Linked DNA regions of Homo sapiens: region 2 is linked to region 1. A link is a loop called in an ENCODE intact Hi-C map of the cell type or tissue named here. Cell type or tissue: mammary epithelial cell. All regions are shown on one strand.

Region 1 (8,000 bases):
CACTCACTTTATGGCTAAAGAAGTGTGGCAGTGGGCTCATGCTTATGGAATTCACTGGACTTACCATGTTCCCCAGCATCCTGAAGCAGCTGGATCGATAGAACAGTGGAATGGCCTTTTGAAGTCACAATTACAATGCCAACTAGGTGACAATACTTTGCAGGGCTGCAGCAAAGTTCTCCAGAAGGCTGTGTGTGCTCTGAATCAGGGTCCAATACATGGTACTGTTTCTCCCATAGCCAGGAGTGTCCAGGAATCAAGGGGTGGAAATGGAAGTGGAAGTGGCATGACTCACCATCACTGCTAGTGATCCATGAGCAAAATTTTTGCTTCCTGTTCCTGTGACATTATGTTCTGCTGGCCTAGAGATCTTAGTTCCAGAGGGAGGAATGCTGCCACCGGGAGACACAACAATGATCCCATTAAACTGGAAGTTAAGATGGCCACCTGGACACTTTGGGCTCCTCCTACCTTTAAGTCAACAAGCTAACAAGGGAGTTATAGTGTTAGCTGGGGTGATTTACTGGACTATCAAGATGAAATCAGTCTACTACTCTACAACGGAGGTAAGGAAGAGTATGCATGGAACACAGGAGACCATTAGGGCGTCTCTTAGTATTACCATGCCCTGTGATTAAGGTCAATGGAAAACTACAACAGCCCAATCCAGGCAGGACTACAAATGGCCCAGACCCATCAGGAATGAAGGTTTGGGTCACTCCACCAGGAAAAAAACCCCACAACCTGCTGAGGTGCTTGCCGAAGGCAAAGGGAATACAGAATTGGTAGCAGAAGAAGGTAGTCATCAATACCAGCTACAACCACGTGACCAGCTGCAGAAACGAGGACGGTAATTGTCATGAGTATTTCCTCCTTCTTTTGTTAAAAACATGTTTGTGCATGTATACACTTGTACTAAGAAAATATCTTCATTTTATTTCCTTTTTCCTTTATCAAGTGACATAAGATTTATTGACTTCATATCAGCATTCAAGTATTGTTAACTTTATGTAATAGTATTTGGGGATTGGTGTGTTTCTGGTTGTAAGAAGGATAGTTGTATTATATTAGGCATAATTATGACCTTATTATTGTCTTTATTTGAAGATTATGTATGATCTCAGGAGATGTGTATGGGTTCAAGTTGACAAGGGGTAGACTTGTGATGGTTAATGCTGAGTGCCAACTTGATTGAAGGATAGAAAGTATTGATCCTGGGTGTATCTGTGAGGGTGCTGCCAAAGGAGATTAACTTTTGAGTCAGTGGGCTGGGAAACATAGACCCTCCCTTAACTGGGTAGGCACCATTTAATCAGCTGCTAGTGATTATAAAGCAGGCAGAAAAATATGAAAAGGAGAGACTGGCCTAGCCTCCCAGCCTACATCTTTCTCCCATGCTGGATGCTTTCTGCCCTAGAACATTGGACTCCAAGTTCAGTTTGGGACTCGGACTGGTTCTCCTTGCTCCTCTGCTTGCAGACAGCCTATTGTGGGACCTTGTGGTCATGTAAGTTAATACTTAATAAACTCCCCTTTATATATCTATATCTATATCTATCCTATTAGTTCTGTCCCTCTAGAAAACCCTAATACACCCAGGCCTGAGGATGATGAAAAGGCCTCTACCTTGCAAGATGCCATGTATCATGTACCCTCCCCCAATTCCCGCCCCAGCTTATGGTCTCCCACCTCCTCTTCCAGCAACCAGACCAATAACTTGGGTTAAGCTGCAACATAACCTGGCTGCTAAGGGAAGAAGTCACTGCAGGATGCAGCCAGTGAATACCAGCAGGAGCCGGGAGTTTAACTTCATTTCTCTCTTGCATCATTGACAGGCTTGCCACCTCTGGTTTCCACCCTGCTGCTCTATCTTCCATGTTGCTGTTACAGGGATCTTTTCAAACAGATATCTCGCCACATCTCTGCCCTGCTTAGAACCCTTCAGTGGCTCCCCCTGTGGCCTCAGGACAAAGCCCCCATTTCTTCACTCAGTGCTGCCTCATCTCTTACCCCCTTTTCTATGTATTCCTCTTTTGGTACTTGCCACGTCTGTTCCTATGTTGGCACTTTGCTTTTGCAGCTTCCTTGCCTGGAAACTCTCTCCCCTTCCTCACTTCACTGGGGACTTTCATATCTCAGTTCAAGGGCCACTGGTGCTCCTCCTGCAGAGACATGTGTTCTCCAGCTCCCCTCTTCAGGGCTGGCTCCTCTCTCCTGGGCTGCTGAGGGCATAATAGGCTGCAGAGGGCTCTCAGCCACTTCCCTCCCTGGGGACTGCCTGCAGCCAGACAGCTGCCTTCCCTAGGGTAATGCCCCCTCTGGGGACCAGCCCACAGTTACTGGTGGCTGAGAAGGACTCAAACACCTGCCTCCTTTCACTGAGTTTGGGACAACCTTGAATCCCTTCCTACCTTCAGAACTTCTCATAGCTGAGGTCTAAGTTGCAACCATATTACTGGGCCAATCCCAGCTTCCTCCGTCTTTATAGGCGGATCCCTCCAGAGCAACCCTCCTGCTGCAATGAACTTCATGCAACTGTGTTTCAAAGTCTTTCCAGAGATAACACCTTTTAAAGCATTCTTAGATTTTCTTTCTCTGGGATCTCTCAGAACCATGCATATATATTTGATATTGTGTATTTTTCAGTTATCTGTTGCTGTGTAACAAGCCATCCCTAAATGTAGTGATTTAAAATAATGATATGTTTTTTTTCTTGATTTTATGGGTTGACTGTCCTCAGCCAGGCAGCTCTGCATCACCCAGTGTAGCTTAGGCCACTCATGTGTCCGCATTCACCTGGGAGCTCCACTGTAGCTGGAATGTCCAGGATGGCTGCTCATCCTCCAGGATATCTGTCCACATGGCCTTTAATCATCCACTAGTCTAGCTTGGGCTTCCTTATACTATGGTAGCTGGGTTTCACGAGGAAGAAAGTGGAAGTGGCCACTTCCCTTAGGGATTGGTCTTATAAGGTTTAGAATCTCACTTCTGTCATACTTTCTTGTCAAGGCAAGTAACAGGCCTGCCAGATTCAAGGGGAGGGGAAATAAGCTCCACCTGCTGATGGGAGGAGCATCATTTGCATCTAGGGATGAGAAGGAGTAAAGGAAACTATCTACCACAGCATGTAACACCATGACACTGGGAACTCCTTGAGGGCAGGGATTCATCTATATAGCATCGTCCCTAACCCACGCACTTCCAGGAGCTGTCAGAGATTTCTGATGACAGAGTGAGCTCCAGCCCCAATATTACTCATTCTGTGTTTGGCCCCCATAGATCCTGGGCAGGAGGTAAAGAGGTAGTGAAGCCAAGCCACAGGTTGTCAGCTGCCTCTCTGGGGACATCGCTTTAATTTCCAAGATAGCAGTCCAAATGCTGTCTGGAGTCTATTTCTGGGCACAGACTCTGCCCCTGGGGCATGAGTAGGGCACATTTTATTCAGCCACATGGTTACCCAGGGCCCCAGAACCAAACACAGGCTTAATAATTAAAGCTTGTCTCTTCTCTGTCATGTCATTGTACATTTAGAGCATGTGGAAGTCATTAGTGTTGTTTGTCAAATATTTCTGGCAATGCACCTGCTGAACACATGAAAGGATTGCACTTCTTGGCCCTCTTGTGGTTGGGTGAAGCCTAGTGATTAATTCTGGCCAATGAGTTGTGAATGGAAGTGACTTGTGCCATATATGGACATTTAATTGCTACATGAAGCCCTTCAGAGCTCTTTCCCTCTGCCTTGGAGACTGGCAATGTTCGAGATGGTGTCTGCTCCATCAGTTGAGTGAGGATACATGGAACAGAGCCCCAACCAACCCATGATGCACAAGTGGCATGAGTGAGAAATAGTATTTGCTGTTTGAAGCTGCTAAGATTAAGGGATTGTTTGTTATGGCACCATGACTGAGCCTATCCTGTGTGATACAAGGGCCCTGACTCATCTTGAGCTCAACTTAGCATTTAGATATATCTGGAGCGGGATAGAGGCAGGGCTCTGGGGAAAGAACTCACCTTCAGGGAAGAAGGAATAGAGACTGGAGTAGATACTGTGGTAGGAATCCAACACTATATTAGCAGCCCAACTAATATAAACAACTAATATATTAACATGTGTTAGAGTTGTAAAGACGTCATAGTAACACTGAATGGAATAAATATTCAGGAAAGTGGGACCATTAAAAAGATTCCTACCCCTGCCTCCTACATGTACGTTTCTTTCCTTCCCCTCCCCCTCCCCCAAATCCCCTCATTCACTGCAAGGGATTTGAATAGTTGTCGTAAAGGCAGAGTGATTTGAATGCCCAGACATTTGCATATGGGCTTTCCTTCTGTTGCTTTCTTTATTCTAGTTCGGTGGCTCTCTAACTTTAGTGTGCCTAAAAATTTCTGTTCATGGCTGTATAAACAAACCCATGTATACTGTACTTTATGAGTGGTTTGAGTTTTTCAAGGGTACTTTAGACTATATGCAGTTCTTGTCTTATGCACAGACTTCAAAATCTAACCTCTGTGTAAGATGATATTCCATTGTTCAAAACCAAAAGAACCTTGTAAATTTTATGAGACACGGAGGGCACAAGATGTCAGCAGCAGCTGCTTGTAGGCCATTATCCACCCATCCCCCAAGTCCTGTTGATTTTACACCCATGGTCTAAGCCTCCATCATCTCTTTCCTGGATTACTGTGAAGGGCTCCTAACTGCCTTTTTGCTTCTATTCCTGTTCCATCCAATTCATTGTCCATACCAGAGCCATCGTGATCCTTTCCAAACACCAATCTGGTCACGTTCGTTCCCCGGTCTGAATCTCTTCACTGGCGTCCCATTGCGCTTACCAAGAAGATCGACACTTTTAATGTGTTCTTAAGACCACAGGATTCAGCCTTGCCTGCCTCTCCAGCTTCATTTCACAGCAGTCTCCCCTTTGGCCTTTTACTTTCACCGACACATTCCTGTCCCTCTCCCCCATCGCAGAGCCTTGGCACCTGTTATACCATCTGCTCAGAATGTTCTTCCCCCACCCTCTCCTTTTTGCCTGGTTAACTCCTACGCATGCTTCAGATGTCAGTTCAAATGTTACGTCCTTGGAGAAGCATTTAAGCCAGCTTATTCTTTATTTGCTCTCATAGAATGTGTTGCTTTCCTTCAGAATATTTATGTCAGTTTGTAATTATATACTAATTTGTTTGATTATGTGATGAACACTTGTTTCTTCCACTAGAATGTAAGCTCTAGGAGAGCAGGGGCCATGGCTTCCTTGTTATTCTTGTATTCCTAGCACATGCAATGTATGTTTGCTGCATGAATGATTGAATGGTACCATAGTGGTTTCAGTGGCAGTGATAGTGGCTGCGGAACTGAAGCAGTGATGGCATATCCATTTCCATCTGTTTTGGGCTATTATTTACTCTTATTCTCACCTCTAGCTTCTGTGGCCTGAGAAATAGGAATTATCTCCAGATGCAAAAACCAAGACCCAGAGAGTAGACAAGACTCAGGGCCAGTGAGTGGTGGAGTCAGATCCAGAATCTGCTCTCCAGATGCTAGGAGTAGAGTTCCTTCTCAGACACCGTACTACTTTCTGGCCTGTATTCTGACAAAACAGATGCCTCCTAAGGTCTCCAGTGTGGATGACTTGTGGGGTACTGATAGCAAAGTAGCATCTTTTACAAACAGTCCTCCTACCTCTCTTCCTCTTTTTTCTCCTTTTCATCTTTCTCTTCTTTTTCCTCTCATTTGATTAAAAAGTCATTTTTAAAAATAAGGTCAGCATGGCTGAGACTTTTTGAAATGTTTGGGCTGTGGTCAGCCCAAAAAAACTAGACTGAGCACAGTTTGCCTAGTTAGCCCCACCTGTGGGGCTGGTGAGGACCCGTATGTAGGATTAAGGCAGAAAACCTCAGACTTCAGGAAATGTGCTAATGCCAATTATTGCTTGTTAAGGCTTTAGGGTTTGATGGCACTTATGTGGGTTGGGGGCAAGACTTCTCTTAGAAGGGACTGACATTTCAATTTCAGTCGTTCTGGGAAGAAGTGAATCCTGGAGCAGAAAATGAGGAGGTATGTGGTAGAATTTAGCTGGAGGGGACATTTTCCTCCTCTTTCTGGAGACTTGGTTTAGTTTGTTCTGGATTCTGAGGCCTGGAGGTAACTAGAGCATTATATTAGTTAAGGCAAGGCCAGCTGCTCTAACAGATAAACCTTTAACATCTTGGTATCTTAACAGAAAAAAGTTTATTTTTTATCTCCAAAATAGATGTTCTGATAAGTGGTGGTTTTCTTCCAAGTGGCAATCAGGGACCCAGGCACCTTCCATTTTGTGGCTCTCCCATTCTTAATGGAGAGAGTCTCAAAGTCACCTAGAAGCAGAAAAACTAACCGGGGTCAGGTCTCAGCATAGCTTGAGCAGGTAAGTACAGACCCTGCTCCAGGAGTAAATAGCTCATTCACCAAAATTGCTGAATAAGCTGCCGACATGTACCAGGAGGAACCAGGGGGATCCATGTAGAGGTGGATCCCAGACTCGGGCGGGGTTGGGGGTGGAAATATAAGTGTAGATCAGGGAGTGTGTATTGATCTAGGAATCCTTTCCTGGGATTAAGGATTTAATGCCTGGCAAGGACACTTGGAGTCAGTGCTAATATGCTGCCAGGATGTCTCCATGAAGCTTGGACCTGCAGCTAATTAGATGGAGGGATGCTGGAATTGCTGGTAGAGTATTGAGGAAGGAGTCAGAAGACTTAGAGATGTGATGTGAGACTATGATACCCACTGACTATGTTTTCTAGAAAAGTCCGAAGGATACTTCCCTCACTAAAGCCATAAGAAAGGCACTAGTTATGGATATACAATATTATTGAGGAGCTCAGTAGTGGCTATCTTCTGCAGGCAGGGTTGACAGTAAGAGATGCTGCACTGGAACTGGGCTCCTCGATGACAATGGGAATGATGGAATTTTGGAATAGGAGAGACCATGTGCCAGCGGGAAATAGAGGAAAGGTGGACTTGTTTGCCACATCAAGCAGTAGAGTCAAGTGGCAGCTAGAGGTCTTCACCCAAAGGATCTGTGCTGATAGCTAATAGACCATGTTCCTAGGAGCTGGACATATGGACAGCCCACAAGGTATTACTTACCTTATATAACCAAAAAAGGTCAAGAACAGGTGAGCCAAAAAGATCAAGGCCTATGGCAGCTTCCATAATAGAAAATAATGAATCTTTAGCCATTTTCCAAATCTGAGCCCCTTTTCAGACCCAGAGTCCATTGATTGAGGAGGAGGCCCTGTCCCCTTGAGGAAGGACTCTGCAAAGCCACTTCAATTATTTACAATAAATGTCTTCCCAATCCTTCTCCAAAGAGACTTACAGCTATTTATCAGAGTACCTGTACATGAGGGAAAGAGGAAACAATAAAATTTTTTGAGAGCTGTTGGGTATTGAGTCAGCTGGGGATGCAAATGCCACAATCACTCCCATATTAGAATTGGGCATATTGAGGGCAGGTGATAAGGGAACCCTGGTTTAACTCTGTCTTACAGTGGGTCCAATAGATGCCCACACTGAAGGTTTGTTCATTTTCCTCGTTTCTGAGTATGTAATTAGCATGGATATACTTAGTAGTTGACAAAACCTTCATATTGGTTCTGAAGCCCAAGTTGAGATCTTTTAAAATGCTCTTTAACTCTTTGGCCAAGATATTAAATCCAAAGCAATTCCATATCTTAGGTGGCATTGTAGAAATTAGTGCTGCCACCAAAGGCTTAAAGGATTTAGGAATTGGTTTTCCCCACCACATTCCCATTCTATTTATTGATAGGGACCCTAGAAATCCAGATTGGTCAAGGATAATGACCAGTGGACCATCAAAACAAGGGGGAGTTCTGATTGTAGCTGCTGTGCTGGATATGGCATATTTACTAGAACAGATCAACATAGCCTCCAGCATTTGATACATGGTATTTGATCTTTTCAATTCACATCAGAAAAAAGGATTAGAAGCAGT
Region 2 (8,000 bases), 130 kb before region 1:
GAAACAACTACTTGAACACCTTTCTTCTCAGTTTTCCTAGGACTGTACACAGCTAGTACTTTCTAGATGCCTAGGGGAGAAGTTAATTCATTGCCTACAGTGGATGCCTTGGGCAGTAGGGCTGTGTCCGTTCTCAACTTTGAGAAGGGCTGAAGCAGGTGCTAATAGGTAGTTTATTAACCTTTCGATTTTACAAAACCATTTCCTTCTCTTTACTGATCACCTTTTTACTCTTTTGTAGGATAAAACTCAGAAAGTGAAGGTGAAGAAAGAAACGGTGAACTCCCCAGCTATTTATAAATTTCAGAGTCGTCGAAAACGTTGACGTGTTATAGATAAGCCTTGTCATTCTGTATCAAAAATCTGTTGTCGTTTTCTAGTAACTTCAAATTCCATTACTCCAAATGGCATGGTTTTCCGGTTTGTAACCATAACTAAATTGTCAGTCTGACATTTAATGTCTTTCTATGGACAACATTAAATCTCCCTCCCTTCTGTAATTGTTTTTGGATTGTGAAATTAGTCTTATTTTTATATACTTAATTTTTTTTTTCTTTGAGATAGGGTCTTTGTTGCCAGGCTGGAAGTGCAGTGTGTGATTATGGCTCACTGCAACTTTGAACTCCTGGGCTCAAGTGATCTTCCTGCATCAGCCTCTTGAGTAGCTGGGACCACAGACATGTGCCACCATGTCTGAGTAATGTTTAAATTTTCTGTAGAGACCAGGTTTTGCCATGTTGGCCAGGCTGGTTTTGAACTCGTGGCCTCAAGCGATCCTCCCACCTTGGCCTCCCAAAGGGCTGGGATTACAGGGATGAGCCACTATGCCCAGCCCATAATTTTTTTTGTTATGAAACATAGGATCTCATTACAGCAGATTTGGAAAGTAGATTAATTCATTCCTAATCCCAGTGCTTATTCAATAATAACAAATATTTATTGCATGCTTAACTGTGCTAGGAGCTAGAGCTGTGGAGGTGGACAATTACTGTGAGTAGTCTAGTTGATTTCCTCCATTTTGTAAAACGAGGCATCACTTTTTGTCCATGTTTTTGTGTTTTATAGTTACAGTAAACAATTTGATGTCCTACTTTTTTTTTTTTTTTTTTTGAGACGGAGTCTCGCTCTGTCGCCCAGGCCGGACTGCGGACTGCAGTGGCGCAATCTCGGCTCACTGCAAGCTCCGCTTCCCGGGTTCACGCCATTCTCCTGCCTCAGCCTCCCGAGTAGCTGGGACTACAGGCGCCCGCCACCGCGCCTGGCTAATTTTTTTTTGTATTTTTTTAGTAGAGACGGGGTTTCACCTTGTTAGCCAGGATGGTCTCGATCTCCTGACCTCATGATCCACCCGCCTCGGCCTCCCAAAGTGCTGGGATTACAGGCGTGAGCCACCGCGCCCGGCCGATGTCCTACTTTTTAATTAAATCATTAGCTCTTTCCCAGTTTGTTACATCACAAAAGTTTTTTACAGTAATATATGCTAGAGTAAACGTTAAAATAAATATTATTTTTAATGATTGCATAGTGTTTTATCTAGTGGATAGACTGATTTTACCCTCACTCATTCTTCTTTTATTGGCTATTCAGGTGGCTTCATAAATTATCCAAGGAGGAATTTTTTTCTCTTACTTAACAGCTGCAGATAGAAACTCTTGGAACAAGGAACCTACGGGAGCACCTCTTCCTTATTGATGAAGCTCAAATCAGTATAGGCCTGGCTGTGTCTCTGTCCTCTGCACTCCATGCCAACTCACAATTCCAAGGCTAGAATAGCTTGGTGCAGACCTTCACTCTGGGAATATGGACCCCTGGGTGTGTTGGCCAGCTTCTTTCTCTTCTCTGGTTCTCTCCTTCCTTTGTTTGCCCATATCAGGATTATAGGCCAAGGACAGTAAGGACAGGACTGAACATGCTTAGAGCAAACATGGGAGAACAGGGAGCGGGGTTCTGGGGGGCTTGCGTAGCCCTTACACCAAGGAGGGAGAACAGCCATGTGTGGATTGTAAGGCTTTAAAAGAAAATTGTTAATGCTTAATAAGTGCCCATGACTGTGAGCTTCCTGTACAAGCCTAGACTAGAAGCCTGTTTCCTCAGGGTGTACCCAGTGGAATTTAAATCAGGGGCCCTGGAAAACAGCAAGAAGGGTCAGGAAACAGAAACCAGTAGGTTTTGCCTTCAGGAAGGAAATGCTTCCCATTGTGTGTATGCACTCCCTTCTGGGGAGGTGCTGAGCTCAGTCAATGCTGAAAGTTTTAGAGACTTGAGGATCAAACCAGGGAAGGGACTCATCATAGTGATACTAGACAGGGGAGTGAGCAGACTAAGCAGCAGTCTGATCCTGGGGTCAAACAGCTGGATGCTGCTGCTCCGTCTCTTGCCCCTGCTGGGTGGGAAAGTGGGGGAGAGGATAGGGAATAGACCTAAATGCCTTCTCACGAACCACACACCCACATGAAGGTAGGCTCGCCTCATGGAATCTCATGTTCACAGATGCACAAGGCACATATAACTCAGGCCTCATAAACAGGTACAGGCATACCTACACACCGTCTGGCACAGGAGCACAAACAGTGACGTTTGAAGAGCCACACTCCCAGGCCAAATGGAGCAGGAAAGTGCATCCTTTTGGTGTACTGTGAGTTCCAGGCTGAAGGTAATCGGAGTGCTGTAAGGGGAGCTGGGTGTTCTGAATTGCTGTTACACTGAGTGCTGTCTCCAAGACTCAAGGATTTTAAGCAAAGAGATTGGCTGTCCCTGTGACTAAGCAAAGACAGGCCCCAGCCCCATGTATTCTGAGAATTGGCCAGGGCTTTGCCGCTTTGGTACTCAGTGGGACCCTAGACTCTTGGCTTGTTGGGGAGGGAAGAGTATTGTTTGCTTAGCCGCCCTTTTTGGCCTAGGGGTGATTTGGGCTGTTGGTGGCATACTGCTCTAGCTGTGCCAAGGGGGCTGTGGGCAGCCTATGGAGCTGGAGGGATTTTCTGAGTCAGGACTTGTTTGGCTCAGGTCTCTTGTACAAACCAAGTCTCCAAACAGCAGTTCTATGGTGATGTGGACCCTTCAGGTCTGTCCAACAGAGAATTCAGTAAGCCTGGCTCAGTCTTAGTCTGTTGCTGCATCCTAGGGCCCTTCCCACCAAAGCAGGAGAGTGTCAAGCCCTAGCTTTATTCTTGAATAAGTTCATCTTTTTCTTTGAGACAGAGTCTTGCTCTGTCACCCAGGCTGGAGTGCAGTGGCGCGATCTTGGTTCACAGCAACCTCCGCCTCCTGGGTTCAAGCGATTCTCTTGCCTCAGCCTCTCTAGTAGCTGGAATTACAGGCGCAGAGACGGGGTTTCGCCATGTTGGCCAGGCTGGTCTCGAACTCCTGATCTCAGGCGATCCACCTCTCCTTGGCTTCTCAAAGTGCTGGGATTACAGGCATGAGCCACTGCTCCTAGCCAATCTTTTTCTGATTTCTAACTGCTTCCTGGTGCCAGGGTGGAAAAGGGCCCAGCAGGTGGAGCTGCTGCCCCTTTGCTGGGATTCCTTCTCAGGGACTTGGTGTCCACCCACCCAGCACACTTGTCTTCTTTCAAAAGTGTCCTTGTACTTAGGAAGTACTTGCATGTGTTTGCTTATTGAATTTAATGCTAGGGGGGAGAGCTCCCATGAAGAAATGGGATTTTCTCACCCTGAGTTTGAGATGAGTGTGGCCCCAGGAGGAAGACTGGGCAGGAAGGTGCTTTTCCTTCCTGTTTCTAGTGAGGACCATGCAGGGAGGTCTCTGTCACATAGCCCCAAGTTTCCCATAGGGTGGTTCCACCCAGACCTGGGAGGGGTCTCCCTCCGTGCAGCTTTAAGCATCTGTTTGTCGCTCACTGTCCTCTCCCCCATGCTGCTGACGGTGGGGCACTGAGCAGTTAGAGCTGCACGTCCTCCAGCAGGGAAGGCAGCCAACAGATGCAGACTCGCTCTGCCTACCTGTGGAGGCCGGTGAGGCCAGGGCCTGTTGGGACTTGAAACAGTGAGGCAAGTGGGTGTGTGGTGCTGGGCTCCCCGCTCAAGTTCTCCCAGCGTGCCAGTTCCCGGAGCCTTATGTGCAGGGTGTTGGGGAAGGGCGGGCTGAATCGTGGGTGGGAGTCTTGGCTCAAAGCCCCAGGTGAGTGGAGGAATTGGGGGCGGACCTGAAGTACTGTCTTGAAGTGGACCTGGCAGGCCTCTTGGGCTTGTGCAGCTGCCTCCCCGGGTCAGAGGGTGCGCCCTCTGTACCCAACCAGGTCTCCACAGGTCTGTCTCAGCAAAAAGTGCAGGGAAGGATCAGAGAGAAGCTGTAAAACAAAGGGAGGCAGAGCTTCCCTTCCCAAGCCTACTGCTGAGAGGTTGGAGTGTAGAGGAGGCTGCCTAGTTCATGCTTCTGCCTGTTCTTTCCTCAACTGCTCTGGCCAGAGGGAAGAACGTCTCCGCTGCTTCTCAGGCTCCCTGTAAGGAATTTCCTGGCTCCCTATTCCTGGATCCATCATCATCACATTTAGGAAGTCTTGTCCAGTCTACTCCTAGGTGAAGCATACACCTAGGTCTCCTTGTTCATCTTGTCCGCTTCGCTTAATGCAAAGGGAACAAACTGCTTGGGGCTGGGGTGGTTGCACAGTCCAGCCCTGTGCTCCTGCGTGGTGGTAGGAGAGGCTCGTCCAGAACGGAGCTAAGGACCCAGCTTTTTCTAGGCAAGAGGAATATATCAAGGGAACTGCTGTGTTTAGGGGTAAGCAGAGGATGGAAAGGGCTTCCTTTCCCCTCCCTGCATCTGTCACCTGACGGCCATGCTCAGATCGGGTTAATGAAACTGTGGTGCCCCAGGCAGCTGGGCAGCACCCCCCTGCCCTGAATCAGCCTGAGTCATTTACAGCTTTCTCCCAGTTACCCCAAAGGCTTCTCTCAGAGGTGACAAATGTAGGGGGTTGGTTTCGGGTTTCATGTTTTCACATTACTGGGTGGAAAAAAGAAAAAACACCTTTCCAAACCAAAAAAACCAGCTTCTATAGCAGAAACAACTTGTCCCGAGAGCACTGAAAATTTCCCCATCCTCTCTCCTCATCTGCTCAGAGACACTGAGACCAGTGATGGAGGGGTTAAGGGGAGGGGTTGGAGTCAGGCTGAGTGGAGTGTTGGGGACAGCCCCTTTGGAGGTGGCAGCACCTGCCTTCCTGCTTATAGGCAGGGGAGGACCTTTGCAGGGCCCTGCAGCTCTGAAGCCTGTGGTCTCCAGTGCCCAGAGATGGATTGCCAGGGCATGGGACAGTGAACTCAGGGTGGCGAGGGACCAGGGAAGGAAGGGACCATCTCCCCTCCCTAGCTATTTTGATCCCAGGAGGTCTGGGACAGGTGTCCCTCCCTGGCAGAGGGTTCTTGAGGTGGAGTGGTAGGTGGAATATAGAAGGTCCATCTGGCACATGGAGCCTAGGGGGCAGCACCCCCTCCTCTTGCTGGCTGGTAGCATTGTAGACCACCCCAGCCCCCCGCCAGGGGCAGATGGTCTCCATAGCAGATGGAGACTAGGCTGGCAGTGGCAGGATGGGCTTTCTAGTCTCAGCCTGGCCACTCTGGCTAATAAGACAATCCGGGGGCAGTGACAGGGCTAACTGCTGGTGTGTGTGTGTGTGTGTGTGTGTGTGTGTATGTGTATGTGTGTGTGTATATAGGTGTGTAGGAGAGGGAGCCCTGGCCTTATTGGGCCATTCTGGGGGAGAAGTAAAGAGGAGTCCCAGACAGAGTCAGTGGATCTTTGGGGCCCCCTCAAGTTTGCTATGTAAGCGTGGCAGGCTCTCAGTGCCTGGGCTCCTGAAGCTGCCCTGGTTCTTGTGTGAAGGGGCCGGCTCCTGGGCTGGGAGCCTCTGCTGCAGCTGGAGCCTGGACTGCTTGATTTAGACCCCCTGCCAGGTCCCCAGAGCTCGGCCTGGGCAGCAGCTCCTCCCAGAGGACGCGCCCGTTTATTATGCGCTCCTGCTCCCTCATGGCTCAGGCAGGCAGCGGCCTTCATTAGCGGAGGAGCTGGGGTCTGTTTTGGCTGCCTCATCAGCATCAGTGAACTGCGTCCCTGCGAGATTTGATACAATTTAATTAACCTAATTAAAAGCTCTGATTGCAGAGATGATTGGGGTAGCGCCAGCAGCGACTGCATATTTATAATGAGCTGCAAGGTGTGGGACCGCAGCCAAACGCCACGCATCCTAATGAGCGGGAGCCGGGAGCCAGGGAGCGGGAGAGGGAACGTTTATTTTTGGCAACAATGCCCAGTTCCTCCCTGCCAGGGAGTCAGAGACCCAGGGAGCAGAGACGGACCTGCCCACTGTGCTCTTCCGCACAAGGTGGAAGCAGAAATGTGTGCTCTCCACCGGTTCTAGGGCCCTTGGACGCCCCAGGAGCACACAGTGCCCGTGTTTCTGTTTGTAGAGTAGGGGGCTGGGACCCCAGCCATGCACTTTTCCTGCCTCTCATCTCTGGGAGTCAGGGGCTGCCTTCTGAACCGGGGCCTTGCTGTGAGGAAACAGGACCCAGCAGAACCACCTTGTTTCCAGGCTCCAGGATCCCTGGGCTGTTTTCTCAAACTTGCCAAGGAAGAGACAGGGGCTGGCAGGACAGGCTGAGAGGCTGCTTGGGAGTCAGAAAAGGGGTCTGCATATCCAGGAGTCCCAGATGAAGATCCTGGGCCTGGGACAGAAAGGAGAAACAGGAGGGGCAAACTTCCCACTCATCCTGGAAGCTGGGGACCCCTGTCCCCATCTCCTCACTCCCTTTGAGGACCCTGCCCAGGGAGGCCAGCTGCCCTGGACTCTTCCTGTCTTCTCCCACTGCCTCTGTCTGGGGAAGTCTTGGTTTGTCTGACTCAGCGTTTCCGCTGTAAATCACATCTAATAATACCGAGAGTGAGAGCTGAGACGGAGGTGCTGTGGGTGAAGGGGCACCGGGGAGGAGGGGCACGCCGCCTAGGTGCCAATGGGTGTTGTTCAGGGAGGGAGCTCTGAGGCGGCAGGAATGGGGGCTGGGCCCTGAGGAAGAAGGTGGGAGCAGCCTGCCACCCCTGCCCCCATTCCTGCTCTGGAGCTTGTGTAGGTCATGAGCTCAGCCAGGCTGGCCCAGCCCCCCAGTGCTTTGAGTGCCGCCAGGACAAGATGAGATTTGTCCCAGCCTACCTTGCAGAGTTGCAGCTGTTTAGCTCCCTTATCAATCTTCTCTGTGGGTTTAATCATCTCTCTGTCATCCTGCTGGGGCAGCCCTCCCCTAACTGAAGCCCCCAGAGGGGCTGGAGCTTCTCAGCCCCAGCTTTCCTCCAGTCCCCCTCCCCCAGACAAGCATCTTTCCCCACCTGACTTCCCTTATGGGAGATAGAGGGTGGGCCAGGGCGGCTTTGCTCCAGGTTTAGTCTCAGTGGCAGGGGTGAATGTCCTTGTGTTTGCAAGATGTAAACAGGATGAAGGGTGGGTAGAGGTGGCACTGGCAGAGAATTTGTCCCAGCTGGGTCCTCAAGGTCTTTGACTCCATTCCAGCCTGGGTAGAACAGGGCCTAGAGGTCGGCTATGAGGGCTTTCTGCCCAGAACCAGGAGATTCTTGCGTAGGTGCACGATCCTTCCCTCCTGCCAGCCCCTTAGGAGCTGCAGCCAGCCAGCCAGCTCTGGCCTCCTTCCCTGGGTGGGTCCTGTGGGGCTCAGGGGCCCGTGGGCAGTAACCACGAGCCCACGGCTTTGTGTGCATCTTGGGAAGGAGGGCGCACAGGAGTCAATGGAGCCTGTGTTGTGGTCCAGGCGGGGAGCCAGGGCGCAAGGGGTTTTGGGGCTGCCCCAGTGCTGACGTGCAAGATGACCTTCAGGGCCGCGCTTCGGCCCTCTGCTGTGCTCTCCTTCCCTGCTGAGCATCTGGAGAATGGGCAAGGAGGTGGCATGGGATGGGGTATGTGCCCCCAGAGGGAACATGAGAAAGAGGGCCCTTCTTCCCCTGCTCCCCACTCCTCACCCTAGGCCTTCTCT

What was found. A loop is a pair of places that touch in the nucleus more often than their neighbours do. Peaks named below come from ENCODE experiments on the same cell type or tissue, not always from the same donor. Only the 100,000 strongest peaks of a DNase experiment are listed, where the experiment ranks them.
Region 2: it touches region 1 in a loop (12-fold over the local background); 4 of 110 quality-filtered maps call a loop at or near these places.

Annotation. Positions count from the first base shown.
Region 1 is chr1:38,149,329-38,157,328 of GRCh38, forward strand. All of the region lies in intron 1 of LOC105378654 (a long non-coding RNA gene), which reads left to right. Among named protein-coding and RNA genes, the nearest start is that of LINC02786, 12 kb to the left of the region's middle. In mammary epithelial cell, a CTCF peak has its summit at 3,623; no DNase peak of the experiment used is centred here.
Region 2 is chr1:38,023,304-38,031,303 of GRCh38, forward strand. UTP11 (UTP11 small subunit processome component) reads left to right here. Exons shown (of 8, transcript NM_016037.4): 8 at 242-1,517. The coding sequence ends at 325. Among named protein-coding and RNA genes, the nearest start is that of UTP11, 15 kb to the left of the region's middle. RefSeq lists enhancers at 2,800-3,299, 3,466-4,018, 4,019-4,570, 5,390-5,439, 6,573-6,652 and 1 more. In mammary epithelial cell, CTCF peaks have their summits at 3,508 (motif pointing right) and 5,400; DNase peaks (open chromatin) are centred at 3,508, 3,988, 4,888 and 6,968; H3K4me3 peaks cover 306 bases; H3K27ac peaks cover 3,368 bases.